3 separate regions of the Mus musculus genome follow, and all the other regions are linked to region 1. The links are chromatin loops, found by intact Hi-C in ENCODE. Cell type or tissue: heart. All regions are shown on one strand. Links, peaks and the distances in the headings refer to the core of each region. The heading gives the core; the rest is flanking DNA. Region 1 holds the start of Rab35 (RAB35, member RAS oncogene family). Region 2 holds the start of Sirt4 (sirtuin 4). Region 3 holds the start of Gm24265 (a small nuclear RNA gene).

Evidence for each region. A loop is a pair of places that touch in the nucleus more often than their neighbours do. Peaks named below come from ENCODE experiments on the same cell type or tissue, not always from the same donor. Only the 100,000 strongest peaks of a DNase experiment are listed, where the experiment ranks them.
Region 2: a loop joins it to region 1, with 2.9 times the contacts of the local background. A loop is called at or near these places in 3 of 42 quality-filtered maps.
Region 3: a loop joins it to region 1, with 4 times the contacts of the local background. A loop is called at or near these places in 6 of 42 quality-filtered maps.

What each region holds. Positions count from the first base shown.
Region 1 is chr5:115,627,872-115,634,290 of GRCm38, forward strand. It overlaps Rab35 (RAB35, member RAS oncogene family), which reads left to right and starts at 4,116. Exons shown (of 6, transcript NM_198163.1): 1 at 4,116-4,327. The coding sequence starts at 4,276. 1110006O24Rik (RIKEN cDNA 1110006O24 gene) reads right to left here and starts at 3,945. Exons shown (of 1, transcript NR_027810.1): 1 at 3,178-3,945. In heart, for the core only: a CTCF peak has its summit at 3,758; a DNase peak (open chromatin) is centred at 3,980; H3K4me3 peaks cover 2,674 bases; H3K27ac peaks cover 2,444 bases.
Region 2 is chr5:115,479,942-115,486,360 of GRCm38, forward strand. Sirt4 (sirtuin 4) reads right to left here and starts at 4,543. Exons shown (of 5, transcript NM_133760.1): 1 at 4,391-4,543; 2 at 2,683-3,177; 3 at 290-584. The coding sequence starts at 3,170. It overlaps Gm42007 (a long non-coding RNA gene), which reads left to right and starts at 4,509. Exons shown (of 2, transcript XR_878704.2): 1 at 4,509-4,622; 2 at 6,102-6,419. In heart, for the core only: a CTCF peak has its summit at 3,649 (motif pointing right); DNase peaks (open chromatin) are centred at 2,820, 3,140, 4,470 and 5,250; H3K4me3 peaks cover 2,085 bases; H3K27ac peaks cover 1,040 bases; H3K27me3 peaks cover 2,133 bases.
Region 3 is chr5:115,488,659-115,495,077 of GRCm38, forward strand. Gm24265 (a small nuclear RNA gene) reads left to right here and starts at 801; the gene lies at 801-941. Gm24407 (a small nuclear RNA gene) reads left to right here and starts at 1,596; the gene lies at 1,596-1,736. It also overlaps a transcript of Sirt4 not described here, the pseudogene Gm13836 and a transcript of Pxn not described here. In heart, for the core only: a CTCF peak has its summit at 2,784 (motif pointing left); DNase peaks (open chromatin) are centred at 1,293, 2,243, 3,343 and 4,253; H3K4me3 peaks cover 1,440 bases; H3K27ac peaks cover 2,080 bases.

The sequences.
Region 1 (6,419 bases), core at 709-5,708:
TTTAATCCTAGCACTCGGGAGATAGAGGCAGGTAGATTTCTGAGTTTGAGGCCAGCCTGGTCTACAAAGTGAGTTCCAGGACAGCTAGGGCCACACAGAGAAACCCTGTGCACTTCCAGAGGTCCAGAGTTCAACTCCCAGCAACCACATGGTGGCTCACAACCATCTGTAATGAGATCTGACGCCCTTTTCTGGTGTCTGAAGATGGTGACAGTGTACTCACATAAAATAAATAAATCTTTTTTAAAAACCATATAAGATGATGATGATGATGATAAACTAGGAAGCCCGATGATAATAGCTCAGCTGGTGGAGCGCCTGCCCAGCGTGCACACAGCCCCTGGATCACTCGGTAGAGCCACACAGAGGCTTGGTGTGGTTTTTATGTTCACTTCCACATTTTTGCATGACCACAGCCCTCAGATTTACCCAGATACCGCAGGTCCCCGTGCTGACCTAACCCCAGCACTGCAGACTTCAGGGTGCTACCCTTCCCCAAGCCCTCAGGGGCCCCCTCTTCTCTACCCTGCAGCCTCACATCCCATCCCTCCTTCTGGACCTCTGAGGAACCCTGGTTGGTCTCCGCCTCCCTGCTTACTGTTCACTGCGAGGTTGAAGAGTAGAGGCCTGCCACCCCGAGCTGCTTTGGCTCCCTGTCCCTCATATGCTACACTTCCTTCTGTCATCCCCGTGGCCTGTACTCCCAAACACCTCGAAGGTAGGTTTTTAAATTTCGCTTACTGCTAAGTCTCTGGATGCTAAGTGCCAGGCATGAAGTAAGTCCCAATAATTGTGGCAGGTTTTTGTTTTTTGTTTTTTTTTTTTAATTTAGAAAGATTTTTTTTTTTTTTAACGTACAGGGGCAGTTTGCATGTACGTTTCTGCACCACATGCGTGCCTGGTTCCTAGAGAAGTTAATAGAGGGTGTCTGTTCTCCTGGAGCCTGAGAGTCATAGTCATTGGTCGCTAGCTGCTGTGTGGGTGTTGGGGACCAAACCTTGTCGCCTGCAAGAGCAAGTGCTCCTCCGCTACAGAAACACCTCTCCAGCCCCACTAACAGTTGGACAGATTACTGATTCGCTCCCCTACTATGAAGAAGCTGTGGGTGGTGTTTGGCTTCTGGGTGCATCTAGTAAGCACACCCGTATTTATTGAATTAATGAGTCAACAAATTGAATTTGTTGCATGGATCCAGCTACCAGGTGATGTTGAAAAAGCAGCTTTGTCTGCCTGTCACTGTTTGTCTCATTTGTAACTGCCCAGCCCCGCTCACCACCGCGGTGCTCCTGCCGCGGGTCTGTGACACAGCTTTGCAGTGCTGCTCTTCTGATGGGGATCTCCGGAGTTAGCTCTAAGGTAGGAAGATAAGCTGTAGCCCGGGACATGGGGACAAGGTCTCTAGCTGCGGGCTGTCCTGACCAGCCTGCAGCAGTTCACACGCGACACACGACACATGCGTTTTTGGAAAGAACTCTTCATTGACTGCAGCCAGGTAAACATTAGACAGTGTTTTCAGAGCGTTTGCTGGGAGACTCATTTTGGGATTCCAGAAGCATACCCTGGCCTCAGGGAATTCCCCCCTCCAAGCCAAAATTGATGATTCTCACAGGGTGTGACAGCGGCTGTCTGAATACAGCTGACATTCAAAGTGTGCCTCTGTTCTGGTGTCACCATGAAATCTTTGTGACGGACTCTTCTCCTTCCCTCTTGCTAACAGAGACAGTCTGTGTCCTCTGAAGTATAGTACAGTATAGTATAGTACAGTACAGTACAGTATAGTATAGTATAGTAAATGGTAAGAGGCCATTACATAGTTACAGAATAAAGGCAGGAATTAACACCCACTGGGTTCCAGGTGACATATGGATGGGGCAGAACTGGGAATCTCATCTCCCTAGAGCTGTTCTGCTTCACTCCCCAGAGAGTCCTGTGTTGACAGGTTGCTGCTCTGGGACTGTGGGAAGTCCCCTATAGGAAACAGCTCGATGATGAGCGAGCCCTTGCAGAATGACTAACATTGGTCCCTGTGACTGACGATGCATAGCCTCACATTTACAGTATTCTGAGGAAACAGACTCTGAGGCCCCTTGACTATCCAGAAGCTATTCAGGGGTGGATTTCAAAGCTGGCATTGAAACTGCAATCTTTTCAACCTAGGAGCAGGCATGAAGATGACCTGACCCGATGCTTTAGGTGCCAGGGAGACGTGGAGTGCTTATCTGAAGTCTACCCTAATCCTAAGACTTCTTGCTTTCCATCTGTCTCCTCTAAAATGTTTTTTTTTTTTTTTTTTTTAAAGATTTATTTATTTACTTTATGCATGTGAGTACAGTCTCTATCTTCAGACACACCAGAAGAGGGCATCGGACCCCATTACAGATGGTTGTGAGCCACCATGTGGTTGCTGGGAATTGAACACAGGACCTCTGGAAGAGCAGCCAGAGTGCTCTTAACCGCTGAGCCATCTCTCCAGCCCCTCTAAAATGTTTTGAGGTTTTTCTGTTATGTACCTGAATGTTAGTTTGAGTCTACAGACCACATGTCTCAAGTGTCAGCCAAGGCCGGAGGGTGACATCAGTTCTGAGACTGGAGTTACAGATCCTGGTAAGGCGCCATGGGGGGTGGGAGGGGCTGAGGATTTAACCAGGTTCCTCCGGAGGAGCAGCCAGTGTTCTTAACTGCTGAGCCATTCCTCAGCCCCTTCCCTGTTTCTTAAAAAATGCCAATCAAAGGAATAGCAGGAACCTGGCCAGTCCCAGGAGTTTTCAATCAAGAACACAACACAGCCAGCGTCTCTCCTCAGCCAGTATCTTATGATTCTAGGCTCGTGTTCATCTGACATCACCAGGCTTGCTTCAGGGAAATAAAGAGTTCAAGCAAGGCCTAGATCAGACACTGTGTGTGCTGTTCAAGGACCTGCAGTACCTTGAATAACAAGAAAATTATGAACTGCATAAATCTACCAGCAGCGGAATTGTTAAGGAATAGTACAACCATCAGATGGGGGTACCACGTGGTGACGAGGCAGTTAAATGATTGATGGCGGCATACCGGTGAACTGCGAGAGGCACATGGGTGCTTAGATACTCTGAAATGTATGGGAAAACATGTATCCATTAGACTAGTAAGTGTTTCATGCTGTCCAAGAAACTTTAAAGGAAAACTAATGTCAACTTTGAATTCAGTAAGCGTCTGTATTTTGTTGTTGTTTTGTTTTAAACACTAGCACTGCTTCTTACGGGGAAAGATTAGGAGTGGGCAGTATCCCCAACAGGTGCTTGGCTGGAAAGCACTGGAGGGCAAGAAGAAGCAGGGACAAAGAGGCTGGGGGTGGAGCTCAGCTCGAAAAGCGTCTGCCTAGCATCTGCGAAGCCATGGGTTCGAGTCTCAGCACCACATTAAAACAGGACTCAGGAGGTACAGGTGGGATCAGAAGTATATGGTTATCCTCGGCTACTCGAGAGAGTCAGGAAGCCACCCTGGGATACTTGAGAACTTGTCTGGAAAAAGTAAAAAACCACAGGGATGGGGCAATCCCTGCAGACCTGCAGGGAGGATGGCGATGGCAGCGACAGCTCTCGGGGACGGGCAGGTGGGCTTCCGCTCCAACTGGAAAAAAACGTGGGGCTGGCTCCGCGCTGCGTCCGGAAAACTGAGGCAGAAGGAGCAGAAGCGCTGGCGAGCAGGGTGCATACGCCCCACGGATCCCAATCCGGAACCGCTACCCGTTCCGCCAGGGGGTCGGGCGTCCGGGATCGTGGTGCTCGGGGGACGACTTCCTCCCCAGCGCTGACCTCCAGGCTTCAGCCCTGCGGCCGGTTGTCACCTCTCTTCCGTCGGGCCCTGCTAAACGGTTCGGTTCTCCCGGGGATCCGCAGCGACGGCGCTCGCTCGCTCGCTCGCTCGCTAGCTCACTCGGACCTCGGCCGGCGAGCGTAGCGCACTGCGCGTGCGCGGAGAGGGCGCGGCTGGCCGGGGCTGCGGCTGCGCAGAGGCGGTTCCAGCCCCCGCGCCTGCGCAGTGGCGGGGCGGGGCGGGAAGGAGGGAGGCGGCGGCACCGGCGGCGGCTGCTGAGGAGGAGGAGGAGGAGGCGGAGGTGGGGGAGCGGAGGGAGGTGTTTCTGTCAGTTCCGGCTGTTTGTTCGGGAAGTGGATCCGCCGCTGCCGGAGCAGCCGGGAGGGAGCTGCGGATCGCGAGGCCAGGACCGACCCCGCCCGCCCAGCTCGCCTGCCCGCCCGCGCGCGCGCGCCCGCCCGCCCGCCGCCCCCGCCCGCCATGGCCCGGGACTACGACCACCTCTTCAAGCTGCTCATCATCGGCGACAGCGGTGAGGGCCGCAGGGGCCGGAGGCGGTGTGGGCCCTGCCGGGCGCGGCCCGCGGGGGCCTCGGGGCGGGCGGGCGAGCGGGGCGGGCGGGCGAGCGAGCGAGGAGGCGCGGCCCGCGCGGGGCGGGAGGCGCGGAGCTCGGCGGGGTCGCAGGCCCCGGGGGGGCCGCAGCGAGGGGACTCCGGGGTGGCTCCTCGGCGGGGCGGGGGGCACCGAGGGCGCGGGATGCACGCACGGCCCCGGCGCTCGTTCCTGCCTCACGTGTGACCTTGGTCAAGTCGCGCGATCGCTGGAGTTGGAGAGAGCCGGGTTCGAGTCCCGGGGAGGCAAGCTTTTGCCGCTCTGTGACCTTGGGCGAGTTGTCTCGCCTCCCTTGAGCCTCAGTTCCTGCATCTGAGAAGTGGGGACTTGTTAAGCTGAGCGGTGGGATGATTCGGTGAGCTGAAAGTAGGGAAAAGCGCCTGACCCGGCATAAAGTAACCTCTAAGTAACTCACAGTGTTAGCAGCATGAGTCGCCCTGTGAAGACTCAGCGCTCCGTGAAATGGGGGTATTTCCAGGACCCGTCTCCGGGTTGCCGTGCGCTTGGATGAGGTGCGGCAGGTACAGCCATGAGCGCATTCCTTTAGAATTGTTACTAAGTCTCAGCAAGGTTCAGTTCTCATCTGTGGAATGGGAGTGGTAGATTTGCCTGCCAAGGCTGATGTGAGCACACACTTAATGAGGGGACTAGTGTTTGGCACACAGTAGGTGGACAGTGTTTGCTGTTCTCTTACCCGGGTGCTTCATTCAATATTTTAAGTGCTTTGTGTACACAAACACACACACACCACACACCTTTCAGTACCGCGCCATCTCTGATTCATAGATCAGCTTCTGGTACCCAGTGCTTAAATGCATTTGGTCAGTGAATGAGAGTCACACTGGTTTCTGGCCAAGGATGAAGCATTTTAGAGGTGTTTGGAGTATGGCAGGTGACCAGGTCCTGTGGGGTGATGGTGAGTTCAGGGAGGCAGGCCCAGGATGTTTAGGGGAGCTTAGCTGAGGTGCCAGGAATATGTGATGTTTTAGGAAGGAGGCTGGCGAGCAGCTAAGTTTATAGATCAGACTGGAGTGTGGGATAGAGAGGGTCATGTGACTTGAGACAGCCAAGTTGGTGGTAGAGCCTGTGTATTGTCAAGGAACTAGAGCTCCGTGTCCCCCCTGAGACTCAGGATATAGGCTTGTTGGCTGACGCTGTCATAGACGGACATGGAAATAAGTGGATTTTGGTCTCACGGGAGAAGCTGGGTTGGGATGTGGTTGGTGGTTTGGATCTGGTGGAAGATGGCTGAAGTCTTAGGGGGTTGCTGTTAGGGGGGGAAGGTGTCGGGAAATGCTAAGGCCTAAAGGATTGGGGTAGAAGAATAGCTGTGTCTGGGAGCGGAGTTGGAAAGCTGGAAGACTGACCTGTAGTGGTTTGAATGAAAGAAAACTAGGCAAGCTGTGTAGATAGACTTGAACTTGGACCCAGCTAGTGGCATTCTTCTGGGCTCTTGAGGGTTTGTTGACATTATGGTGATCTCTCTCCTTTCAGAGCTAAAGTCAGCCCGCTGTGGTCAGAGGTCTTTATCCCTCCTCAAGACGTGGCCAGTGTTAATATCCAAAACTCGAAAGGCCAAACTCAGCAAGAAGATGTAGCTTGTTGGCATTTTCTCTTCTGTGAAACCCAGGAAATGGTTTCTGCCTGCTTTCTTACGGTGCACCTCGCATGGTGTATTGATTTTTTTTTTTTTTTTTTCTTTTTGCTCAGAAGTCAGGTGTGGGGACAGGACTCACTGGTCAGTCTGTGTGTGACTAGCTCCAGATTCGGTGTGAGTGCAGGCCCAGCTTATGGGGAAGGAGGAGACACTATGCTGTTGGGTTTCTCCTGCCACGGAGATGACACTCAGGAACCTGGGAGATGGAAGCCAGGGAGCAGGGACCATGACATCACCGCCTGATTGCCCTGGCCCCTTGACTGTGTGCTTCTGAAGGTGTATCAACTGATCCACAGACACTCTGTTATCTGATGCTCACCCATGGTCTCTGTGGTTTGTCAGATAAGGAAACCAA
Region 2 (6,419 bases), core at 844-5,843, 150 kb before region 1:
GCTCAGTGGTTAAGAGCACTGAATGCTCTTCCAGAGGTCCTGAGTTCAATTCCCAGCAACCCATCTCTAATGGAATCTGATGCCTTCTTCCGGTATGTCTGCAAACAGCTACAGTGTGCTCATATAAATAAAAATAAATAAATAAAAGGACCTTGCCGGTTATAGTTCAACATGTACGCATGCGTACACTCGCACACACTCGCGAAGTGAAACCCAAATAAGAAGGAACTTCTAGTTCTCACCCTGTAGGATGGGCAAAGGCAACTGCCACCCTGACAGAGTCAGGTACCTGCAGGGATGATCCCACCACCAGTAGGGAGTCCGCCTCTTTCACACGCCGGTGCACAAAGTCAACCTTGTCTGGGTTCACCGTGTCCCCAAAGAAAACGACGTCCGGTTTCAGAGGGCCGCCGCATCGATCACAGCACGGGACCTGAAAGCTCCGGACCTGCTCCTCAGTGAGGAACACGTCGCCGTCGGGAGCCACGCCCTGCGCCTCGGCGCTCCAGCTGGGGTTCAGGGCTTGGAAGCGTTCCTGCAGCACCCTGCGGGCAGTCTGCTCCCCACAGTTCAGGCACAGGACTCTAAAGACAAATATGAAATCTGCTGAATATAATTCCTGGGAGCCGCGGAGCTGCCAGAGCAGTCCGACCATTTTTAGTCCCCCTCCCCCAAAACAGTGACTTTCTTTTCCAACCCCCCCCCCCCCGTCCCATTTTAGGACATCCAAGTGTTCTCCTTTCTCCCCTTTGCAAGGTTCTCAACCTGTGAGTCCAGACACCTTGAGTCGCCTAGGACCATCAGAAAAAACGCAGCTAGTGGGCTAGCGAGATGGCTCAGCGGGTAAGAGCACTAACTGCTCTTCCAGAGGTCCTGAGTTCAATTCCCAGCAACCACATGGTGGCTCCCAACCATCTGTAATGGGATCCGATGCCCTCTTCTGGTATGTCTTAAAGACAGCTCTGGTGTACTCATACATAAGATAAATAATAAAAATAATAAAAGAAAACATGGATAGTTACATTAGGATTCATATCATTAGCAAAATTATAGTTATGAAGTAGCCACAAAAATAATTTTACGGCCAAGTGTCACCACAATGTGATGTATTAGAGGGTTGCTGTGTTAAGGTTGAGAGCCACTGCTCTAGATTCCATTCGAGTGGTTTTGTCCTTAATGCATCAACATATACTCTACCCTCATTTCCTTAGTACACAATCCCGTGCCCCTCCACACTTGCTCTGTCCATTATAATAACTGTCACTACCACTTCATTTAAAGACACCTTTTGAAGGGTGGGGATGCCATTAGGTTGGTAGCGTTTTTTACCTAGTAGGCACAAAGCCCTGGGTTGGATCCCCAGCACCCCCTAAGGCAGGTGGGTGCCCCACACTTGTAACCCCAGCAAGCAGGAAGTGGAGGCAGGAGGGTCAGAAATTAAGAAATTTAAAGAAGCCGGGCAGTGGTGGTGCAGCTTTTGATCCCAGCCCTTGGGAGGCAGAGGCAGGGGGATTTCTGAGTTCCAGGCCATCCTGGTCTACAGAGTGAGTTCCAAGACAGCCAGGGCTACACAGAGAAACCCTGACTCAAAAAAAAAAAAAAAAAAAAAAAAAAAAGAAAGAAAAAAGAAAAAAGAAATATAAAGAAGATGTCTCACTTGGAATAGTGCTTGCTATGCACACATGAGAACCTGAGTTCAGACCCCAACACCCATGCAAAAGGAAAGGCCTATCGCCGCAACTCCAGGGAGCAGAGACAGGAGGATACCTGGGACTTGCCAGCCCATCAACTGGTGGAGACAACTAAGGAAGACATTTCCACCTCTGGTCCCCACATGTGCTCACATACCAGAATATACACAAATACAAAGTCACGATCATCCTTAGCCACATAGCAAGTTCCAAGGCAGCCAGGGATATAAGACACCCTGTCTCAAAAAAAAGGGGGGGGGCAGGTGTGGTGGTGGCACACACCTTAATACCAGTGCTCAGGAAGCAGAGGAAGGAGTAACTCTCTGAGTTCAAAACTAGCCTGTTCTACAGAGTGAGTTCCAGGATATCCGGGCTACACAGAGACACTCTGTCACAAAAACAAACAAACAAACAAACAAGAAGAGGAGGAGGAAGAGAAGAAGACAATAACAACTTTCTTTTGGTGAGAAGAAGAAAAGAAGAAGAGGAGGAGGAGGAAGAGGAGGAGGGGGAGGAGGAGGAGGAAGGAGAGGAGGAGGAGGAGGAAGAGGAGGAGGAGGAGGCAAAAGCTTTCTTTTGGTGAAATAATTCTTTCTTTTTTTCAACCCAAACTCAGGGTTAACAACACTACCCATCAACCTCACAGTGGCTCTTTCTGAAATAAGTCTGAAGTCCTGGGCTAGAGCCACCGCAGGACGCAACCCCACTCACGTTATTTTTCCTGGTGCTGGGAGACTGAGCTCAGAGCTTTGCCCAGGTGACCACTGCACCCGAGCCAGGCAGAAAGCATCCTCTCCTGGCTTGCTCCCTCCCCTGCTCCCGTCCCTACTTCCTCTCCTCAGTTCACTGGGCCTAACTCCAAAGAGAACAACTTGCTCCGGGAGCCTTTGCTTGCTCTCCATCTTAAGATAACCCTGGTCCAGACAGCCAGGGGCCGTTCACCTGGGGGACCACACGTCTTCTTAGGGCCAAACCCCGCAGACTTCTGCACCTGTGCATGCATCCGTGGAGCTCCGTCAGCCGCTGACTCCCTGCTTTGGAGTGCAAAGCGTCCACGTTCTGAGTCACCAACCAGTGCAGCTTCCCCAGTCTCTCCCAGTTGCTCAGAGCCCAGTGTGCTGGGTTGGGTTGGTGAGAGGAGAATTGAGGCCAGCCCACAAAGTTTCGGGCCCAGTACCGCTGGCGGACCGGAGCACTGCGGACGAAATCAATGTGCTGGATGGGTCTCCGGTCAGTGCGGGCGTAAAGTCCCACCTTTTCTGACCTGTAGTCTGGGATGCCGGACTCGGTGGAGATCCCCGCGCCTGTCATCACGAGGAGTTTCTTGGAAAGGCTAATGAAGCGCTGTAACTCTTTGATCTTTTCAGGGTCCAAAGGAGGGCTGGGCGGCACAAATAACCCCGAGGGTCCACAAGAACGCGGCCGGCTGAGGTGGGTGATCCAACGGCCCTTTGTCGGCCTGAAAGTCAATCCGCTCATTCTTATTCTGGAGAGAAAGAAATCCATGAGAGCAGCTGGGTTTTACAAGTCAAGTTAACCCACCAATTGATAGACACCGGAACTCTATTCGACTATGAAAATTTTGCCACGGTGGCCCCGGCCTGGGATTGTAGCACTGGGGAAACAGAAGGGAGGACGGTTCGTCCGGAAGCCCTTCAATTCTCAGCACCTACAATGGTGACTTACAACTATCTTTAACTCCAGTTTCAGGCCCTCGTCTGCGCTCTGCAAGCGCCGAGGAATAAAAGGGATGCGCAAATACACGCGCAGGTAAAATACCCAAACACATAAAATAAAATTTAATTTTAAAAAATTAAATATTTTTTAAAACAAACTTTAAAAAAATTTTTTTTTACTTATTTTATGTATATGAATGGTCAACCTGCGCGTACACCTACTTCCCAGAAGAGGGAAGAACTCATCAGAGATGGTTGTGAGACACCTTGTGGTCGTTGAGAGTTGACCTCAGGACCTTTGGAAGAGCAGGGGGTGCTCTTAACCACTGAGCCATCTCTCCAGCCCTAAAAAACAGACTTTTAATAGCCCATTATTTTTCACCTGCTACTAATATAAACATGTTTTAGTAATATTTATATTTTTGTTAATATTATCTCTCATGGGACTATTTGTTCTATAACTCTACTTGGTTTAAATCAGATATTATTATTATTATTATTATCATTACTTGAGACAGAATTCCCTGTAGCCCAGGCCAAGGAATACAACTAAACCGAATTATATCATTTCTCCAAAAGATTTTTTAATTTTAGTATGTCAGTTTTGTTTTGTCTTTTTCTACACGGTTCTCGGTACCAAATCCAGGGCCTCTGGGATGGACGCTAAGTAATCACTCTGTCTGCTTACCCTGCATTGTAAATTCTGCTACTTGGACACATAAAAATCAAGGCATACAAACTTGCCTGTCTGGTTTTCTAGTTGTAAAGACAAGCCTTTGACACAGTCTTTGACATAATGCGGAGCTATCGAGTGATAGGCACACATATTTAGGCTTGGCTTCCTATCCAAGAAGAGCTCAGGACCCTGCTTTCTCCATGAGATTTCCCAGCTACGTGTGAACGGCTAAACAGTCGGGTTTTGCCGGGATAAATCCTCCTTGTCCCCTCGAGAACAAAAGAGACAGATGGAATCCCTAGTAAGAATGCTCAGCGGGAAACCTTCAGCCGGATCAGAACACTTACCTTCCACAATTCTCACCCAACAGTGGGACTCGCTTGTTACGTGTGCATCTTGGGAAATGTAGTCCGCGAAGCCGATCTAGTTGGAAGAAAACTACAAGTCCCAGAATCCTACGTGTCTCCCACGCCAAGATTCTTGGGCGCTCCTCTACGGATTGCCCGCTGTCTTTCCTGCTCAGCTCAGTTAAGGTTCCGGATATGCTGCTGACGCCTGGGGCAATGATTGCCTTTTGAGGTTCTTGTAGTGTTTGTTTGTTTGTGGCTTGTGTTGTTTGCTGAGAGAGGGTCTGACATATCCTTGTCTGACTCCAAATCCGTGATCCTCCTGGCTCCACCTCCCAAGTGCTCGGATTAGAGGCTTGTGCCACCAAAGAAGTGGTTAATATTTCCCATGTCCTGCGTGCGAAAGAGGATCCAAGCAGTCCTAATTTAGGAATTCGCTCTCTTAAAGAAACTCTTTCACTAGTAGCACAGGACAATAATCTGCCACTCAATAGGCTTAGGCGGAAGAATCACGAGTTCAAGGCCAGTCTGGGTGACTTAGTGAGACCTCGGACTCAAAATAATACTGTAAGAGCACTGGGGCTATAGCTCGGTGTCAGCGCGTTAGCCCAGCCCTGGGTAGCCCTGAATTCACACTAGCGGGCATTTCTCCATCCAAGACGCTTTTTAAAATAGACTGGTTTTTTTTTTTTTTTAATAATGTGTGTGTTTTACCTTCATGCATACAGGAGGAGCTCCTGACGGCCATAAAAGGGCGTCAGATCCCCTGGAACTTGAGTGACAACCTGTTGTGAACTGCCCTGTGGGTGCTCGGGATGGAATCTGAGTCCCCCTGCAAGAGTAGCAATGCTCTTGTTTGTTTGTTTTGGTGTTTTCGAGACAGGGTTTCTCTGTATAGCCCTGGCTTTCCTGGAACTCACTCTGTAGACCAGGCTGGTCTCAGAGATCCACCTGCCTCTGCCTCCCAAGTGCTGGGATTAAAGGCGTGCTCCACCACCACCTGGTGAGAAGCAATGCTCTTAACCAGTGAGCCACCTCTTCAGCTCTCCCAACCCCTCCCCAAAAGACCCTTTCTTTGTTTTTTGTTTTTGTTTTTCTGAGACAGGGTGTTAATGTATAGTCTGACACTTTTTTTTTTTTTTTTTTTTTTTGGTTTTCCGAGACAGGGTTTCTCTGTTTAGCCCTGGCTGTCCTGGAACTCACTCTGTAGTCCAGACTGGCCTCGAACTCAGAAATCCGCCTGCCTCTGCCTCCTGAGTGCTGGGATTAAAGGAGTGCGCCACCACGCCCAGAATTTTTTTTGACACTTTTAATAATAAATAATTGCCCCCTTTGTTTTGTGTTTGTTTTAAGATGGGTTCTCACTATGTAGCCTTGGCTGGCCTGGAACTCCTTATGTAGACCACGCTTGGCCTTGAATTCATGGAGATTCACCGGCCTCCGCCTCCCTAGAACTTTGATGAACTGAACGATGTGTGCCAACACGGTTCGCAGATTTGATTGGTTTTCCTCCTAAGTGCCCACGTCCACTTCCACTGCAAAGTAATTAAATTTCCTGCTATAAGTTAAAGATTGATAGGGGTCTGCCAGGTGGCTAGGCAGGTGAAGCTCTGCCACTTGACAACCCAACTTTGACCCCCTGGATCGAGGGAGGAGAGCGCCAACTCCACTTTTGGCCCACATGCACACACAGTGTTCTTATTCTAAACAGCAAAATAGATCGTGGATGCTGGGGAGATGGCCCTGAGGCTCAGAATTACAGCTGAAGCATGAAGACCTATGTCTGGATTCCAGTACCCACATAAACTCTCCTCCCAGCACAAAGGCGAGCAGAGAGCAATCGGACGGCTGGCACCTGCTTGCTCCCAGCCTGGTGGAAGAACTGGAACTCCGAGTTTATCGACACGCTGTCAGATTCTGCCTCAGAAGGAATAAAGTAGGGAGTGATGAGGGGGATCCCCAAGATTCCCCTCTGGCCTCCGCTGACTCCCCAACACATACGCAGTACACACACACACCCCAACATACA
Region 3 (6,419 bases), core at 861-5,860, 140 kb before region 1:
ACAAATCTTCACTTAGAATTAAACCTAGAATTCCTGTATGAGCCAGCAACTCCACTACTAGTATATACCCCAAACAATTGAAGACAGGGGCTGGGCTGGTGAGACAGATTGTGGGTAAACCTCCCCTGAATTCAATCCCTGGGACCCAGGTGGTGGAAGGAGAGAACTGTCTCCCACAAGTGGTCCTCTGACCTCCACACACTTACACACACAGTGTTTTCAGATGTGTAAAGTCTCTAGCGTGAGAGCGTTTGTCACCGGCTGGTCCTGAAAGTGGGCCAGGGAGCTCAGAGTTTAATGCCGACCGAGCTCTATTTTGGGAAGATCAGGTTCTTACAATGAATGTGACTGTCGTCAACGACGCTGACATCATCCTTAAGATAGTTAACACTACCTTTGATGCTATTCTAGACTTTATATGCGTATTTTCTTGTGTCTAAAGTCATAAACAAGAAAGCCTCGTTGGAAAAAGTGGTTAACGTTAAGCCCAACTTTACACCTTGACGCGGGCGGTTGCCTCCGCTCCTTTCCCCCGCCCCCCCCCCCCCCACCCGCAGGCTCGGAGACCAGTCTATTAGCATGTTCGGTCCCATAATGCTTTGCTTCATTTCCGCTGCTTAAATCTTAAATAAAACCAGCACGCCTCTCCGTTCTATCACATAGAGAATGCCAAGAGAATGTCCTTGCTGCTCTCATTTCCAGGGTAGCGATAATGGAGGGTTTTCCCGTTTGCTCGAAACCCCCTTTTTGAAATAGGGTCCTCGTCTGCTAGGAACGTTGCGCTGGGGCGGGAGTTCTTTAGCTTTGCGCAGTGGCAGTATCGTAGCCAATGAGGTTTATCCGAGGCGCGATTATTGCTAATTGAAAACTTTTCCCAATACCCCGCCGTGACGACTTGCAATATAGTCGGCATTGGCAATTTTTGACAGTCTCTACGGAGACTGAATAATTGTGGTTTAAAAAAAGCATGCTACTTTTTAGAGATTGTTATAGAATCCTAGTTTACTTTTGTTAAGATAATTTCATTTTTCAGCTTTTCCTACCGTCTTCCTATGTGTTAGTTTTCTATTTCCTTGACAAGGTTTCCTTTTTCTCCTGCTATACTGAGAAGTCTGTTATCCCTGGCTGCAGCAATCCTGTCTCCGCCTCCGGTCTCCTCAAACTTGTATCAGTGACTGGCCCAACACTCAGCAAATCCTCCTGTCTCCGCCTCCGGAGTGCTAGGTTTACAGACCTCTAAACCACCACCCCGAGGTCAGCCTCTGCTTCGGACCGTCACGACACATGTCCTTTCATCCCTTCTGGCTTACCCTCCTTCTCCCGCTGCGGTTGAGCCTCCACCCAGGCCATCGCGATGACGTTGACTCGATTTGCATAAGAGTCCCCAGCATCCCAAGCGACTGCCGCGTAGTTTGCAAAACACGGATGTTCGGGCTCGAGATAACCCACTGGCAAGAACGTGTCCACGCAGATAACCGAGATGGAACCGCCGGGCTCCGCTCCCGTCACGTGGAGGTCGCGCGTGGACTGAAGCTCACCGTGACTGAAATGGGAGTCGTCAGCCCTGGGAGGCTGAGCGAGCACGCTTACTCGTCAGCTTTGCGCAGTGGCAGTATCGTAGCCAATGAGGTTTATCCGAGGCGCGATTATTGCTAATTGAAAACTTTTCCCAATACCCCGCCATGACGACTTGAAATATAGTCGGCATTGGCAATTTTTGACAGTCTCTACGGAGACTGAATATTCATGTTTAAACATTAGACTTGCATTCTACTTTATAGTTTTCTGTTTTATCCTGTATTTATTTAATTTCAAGTTTGCTTATTCTCTGCATAGGCTGTAAACATTATAGCAACTGACAAACTTGTATTACGTCTCTCTGATTTTCCAAATTTCCTTGCGGTATTGTTTAGTGTAGATGCGCACACACAATAAGGAAATAATTTTTTTTTTTTATCTGAAAGAACTTCACGAACACCAGTACCTTTTGAAATTAGGGTAAAACGAACATTGATTCTGGTGATTTACATTACAACTGGCTTTCAGAAACCCTGAATACTTGAAGCTCTGGGCCGGAAGCCTGAGTTTTTTTTAAAAAACCTTGACAGTGCCTGGCTATGTAGCCCTGCTTGATCCGCCTGCCTCTGCCTCCCAAGTGCTGAATTAAAGGTGTGTTTCACCTTGAGCAGCTTTTTTGTTTGTTTGGGTTATTTTTTTAAGAGATAAACCGGTGAGTTAGCTCAGTGGATAGAAGTGCTCGCTATGCAAGCCTAATGACCTGTATTCGATGCCTGGAACCCATCGAAGAATTAACAGACAGCGGCCAACTGTCCTTTGACTTCCACGTGGTACAGGAGCACCTGAACTCACACAATAATAATAATAATAATAATAATAATAATAATAATAATAGTAACAAAGAGGACTGAGGCTATATCTCAATGGTAGACCACTTGCTTCGCATGCATGAGACCCTGGGTTCTATCCTTATTAGCATATCATTGCTAAATACGTATATAATTAACATATATGCATATAAGACTGTCCCTGGTGGCCCACACTTTGAATCCTAGCACTGGTAAAAGCAGTCAGATCTCTGTGAGTGCAAGTCTACAAATCAACTTTCAGGCAAGTCTACATAGTGAGATCCCGTCTCAAAAAATACACACATGGGCTGGAGAGATGGCTCAGCGGTTAAGAGCACTGGCTTCTCTTCCAGAGGTCCTGAGTTCAAATCCTAGCAACCATAAGGTGGCTCACAACCATCTGTAATGGGATCTGATGCCCTCTTCTGGTGTGTCTGAAGACAGCTACCGGGTACTTACATACATAAAATAGGTTAGCTAAAATCTTTTTTAAAAAACCAAAACACACACACACATGCGTGCGTGTGTGTGTGTGTAAAATACATATATACAGGAGAAGAGCTGCTTGCGGAAGGAATATAGTAAAACCACTTTGGAGAGGAATTTGCAATACCAATGAAGGACCCATTTTATTATTTTTTTTAATTTGAGGTACATAACTTAAGGGTGACAAAAACTCAATAATCAAATAAATAATATTTTTAGTTAATTGAGTCAAGGAGGCTGAGGGCAGAATAAGAAGATCCCTTCACACAGGGGTCTCACTACATAGCCTCTCAGTCTCCCAAGGGCTGAAGTTTAGAGTTGCACAAGTCTTTTAATGTCCCAGAGGACTCGCAGTTTACTAGGCAGCTGCCGGGAAGTGATCGGTTAGACTTGGCCACACACTCCTGCTCATGCTTTTTGACCGCGTAGGCGTTGGAGGCGTCCTCAGCGATCCCTGGTGAGCTCATCCTCCAAACGCTCGGCAAGGGTCTGGATGTTCCGGAAAGAGTCCGAGGAGCACCTGCGCACAGCAGCCAGATGGCCTGAATCACCAGGCGGGGACACACCCACAGCCCGCAGCCCTCCTGTCCCGGCTCATGCAATGCCTGTTGAGGCGTCCCCGGGGGCCCACTGTGGACGGTGGCAGTCACCAGTACCCGCAGAGGAATTTTTACCAGTGAGCAAGTAGGTGATCTCAAAGGCATGCTTGACTATGCGAACGGTCACGAGCTTCGTGTATCAGCACGGAGTAAGGGAGGTGCTCCGGGATGGGGCTCTGTGATTTACATACCGCGCTCCTGTGTGGGGCAGGGACTTTTCCAGGGCAATATAATCCTGAAGAGAAGGATGGTGGATCTGCGCGTCATAACTGTTCAATTTCCCAAAGAGCTCAATGTCCACCCGGGTCTCCTCCACTGCTGGTGTGGCTGTCTCCCACTGGGTCATTCTGAGGACACAGTCCCACCGTCCCATTCTGGCAAAACTAGCTTAATTTACTATTAATTGGGGCTCAGCCTCTGGGAAGTTCTGGTTATACTGTAGCAGATCTAGAATTCCAAATTATTTCTATCCACCTCAACGTGATTTCATTTTATATTATATTATTTTGTACAGGACATTTTGAGGAGGTGCTTTTTTGTTTTTGTTTGTTTGGTTGGTTGGTTTTTCAAGACAGGGTTTCTCTGTGTAGCCCTGGCTGTCCTGGAACTCACTCTGTAGACCAGGCTGGCCTCGAACTCAGAAATCCTCCTGCCTCTGCCTCCTGGGATTAAAGGCATATGCCACTGCCCGGGGTTTTCCTGCCTCTTAATACTTTAACTGGCAAAGTAAACAAACCTGAGCCAGACCCCGCCCCCCTCCCCCCAGACTATCATTGCAAGACTGTATTAATTTCACGATGTAGTTCTTGTAGACCTGGGACCCACAGAGCTGTTCTGGCCCCACCCCCTACCTCCCAGCCCCTCTGCTGAGATAAAGGACACCTGCCTAAGGCTGAGTGTACATGTTGTTTTACAACTTCCATTCTCTTCCCATCAAGCAATGCGTCTTGGTCGTATTTTGCATCTCAGCATCCAGTTTGGCTGTCTTCATCCCTATGAGTCAGTCCTTGTGTGTGTGTGTGTGTGTGTGTGTGTGTGTGTGTGTGTGTGTGTGTGTGTGTGTGTGTAAGCAATGTTACAATGAATATCCTTGTGGCTTCATCATCCCTATGAGTCAGTGTCTCTGTGTGTGTGTGTGTGTGTGTGTGTGTGTGTGTGTGTGAAAGTGTATGTATGTGTCTCCCTCTTCCCCCCTCTCCTTCCCCCCTCCCCACCCCCTGCCCTTTCTCTGACAGTTTCATGTAGCCTAGGCTAGTTTTGAACTCACTATGTAACTGGAGATGGCCTTGCACTCCTGATCCTCTTACATCCATCTCCTAAGTGCTGGGATTACACACTGTGCCTGGCTTCCTTGTAGGCCATTTTGTGAGGAATTTTCTATAAGTGAGATCGCCACTTTCAGGACCATGTGTTTTTATTTTTACAATTTAAAGGCAGGCACACTTCCAATTTGGCATCTGAAAGCTTGCTGATATATTTGGGCCAAAAGTAGTGAATGAATAGAGCGATAAACTTTCCCCGGCTGGGAGCAGGGAGGAAGGCTGCTGGGTTGGATGAAGTAATCTTTGTGTCTGAGGGAAGAAGGAGGAGGAATCTGGACCCATCCCAAACTGACCCTCTCCTCTTTATCAGACATAAACACACACACACACACACACACACGCACACCTCCCACCCCTAACGCTGTCTTCAAAGCTTGCCTTGGACCCCCTGACTGGCTCCAGGGCTACCTCAGCGGAGAAAGGGCCCAGCCACTCCTAAACAATTTGCTCAGTGTTTAAGTTGCTGCAGGATGTTTGCAAGAACCAGCTTCTCAGTTAAAAATATCCCATGCTGGAGGGGCCTGAGTCTGTCTCAGAACAGAGCTGCCCCACAGCCCCAAGGCTTCTTCTCCGTCACTAGGGGAATTGAGGAGATCAATTGATACCCCCCACCACTCCCCATCATACTTTGAAGTCACACTTTCTGTGTTCTAATCTGGCTCCATGATTCACTAGCTCTGTGACCCTAGGCCACACAATTAGTGTCTCTGTGTCTTGCTGCCCACGGCTATAGAGGGGGCGTCATGTTCTTTCTCAGAGGCCATAGGTCTCTACCCTGTCTGCCAATTGCCTACAGAGTTTTTTGTTTTTTGCTTTTTTTTTTTTTTTTTTTTTTTTTAATCCTGAAGTATAGAAGAAGAGAAGGAAGGGGGAAAAAATCCTAATACTCAGACTACATTCCAGACCAGTTGACTCAGAATGTCTGGGGACTGGGTCTGGGCAAATATATAGATAATAAACTTCCCAGGTAGTGACAAGTGCCTTCAAGACCAAGGCATGGTGTGCTGCATAGGGACGGAGCTTGCAAGCATACTGCCTGGCACAGTGGTGAGATCATGGTGCCAAGAGTACAAGTCCTGGTGGTAGTCACTGAAGGCTGCCTGGAGGAGGGGGTAGGCAAGCTGTGAACTGAGGAATTCCCAGGACAAAGAGAACAAGGTGGATTCTAGCAGGGTTTTAGCATCTGTGGAGCCAGGAATCTTTGCCTCGGGGAGGAGATATGTTCCTCTGTGCTGGGCTCGAGCTTAGGGAGAGAGTGCAATCTTTCTATGTCCTAGGTTCTGGATTCAGATCCAGGCACCACCTGAGACTGGAGGTGAGATAGAAGTCAGGTAAGGGAGGAGGCATGGGCTTCCCTCCAGTCTTCTGCTGAGGTCAGAGGTCATTGAGAGTTCCTGCCACTCTTCTGGAAGCACAACCGTGATAGAGACCAGGGTTTTGAGGGGAGCCACGTCCTTTCCAGGTGTCTCCCGTGAGACAGCCCTGGACTCTAGCCTGGCCTTCTCACTTGTCAGCTCCATGGCTGTGGGCAGGTGACTTCACTTATGAGCCTCAGTTTCCCAGTATATAAACTAGGTGTGAACTGGATACAATAGCCCTACCTGTGGGAGACACAGAGGTCCTTGGGCTCACAGTTAATCACTAGG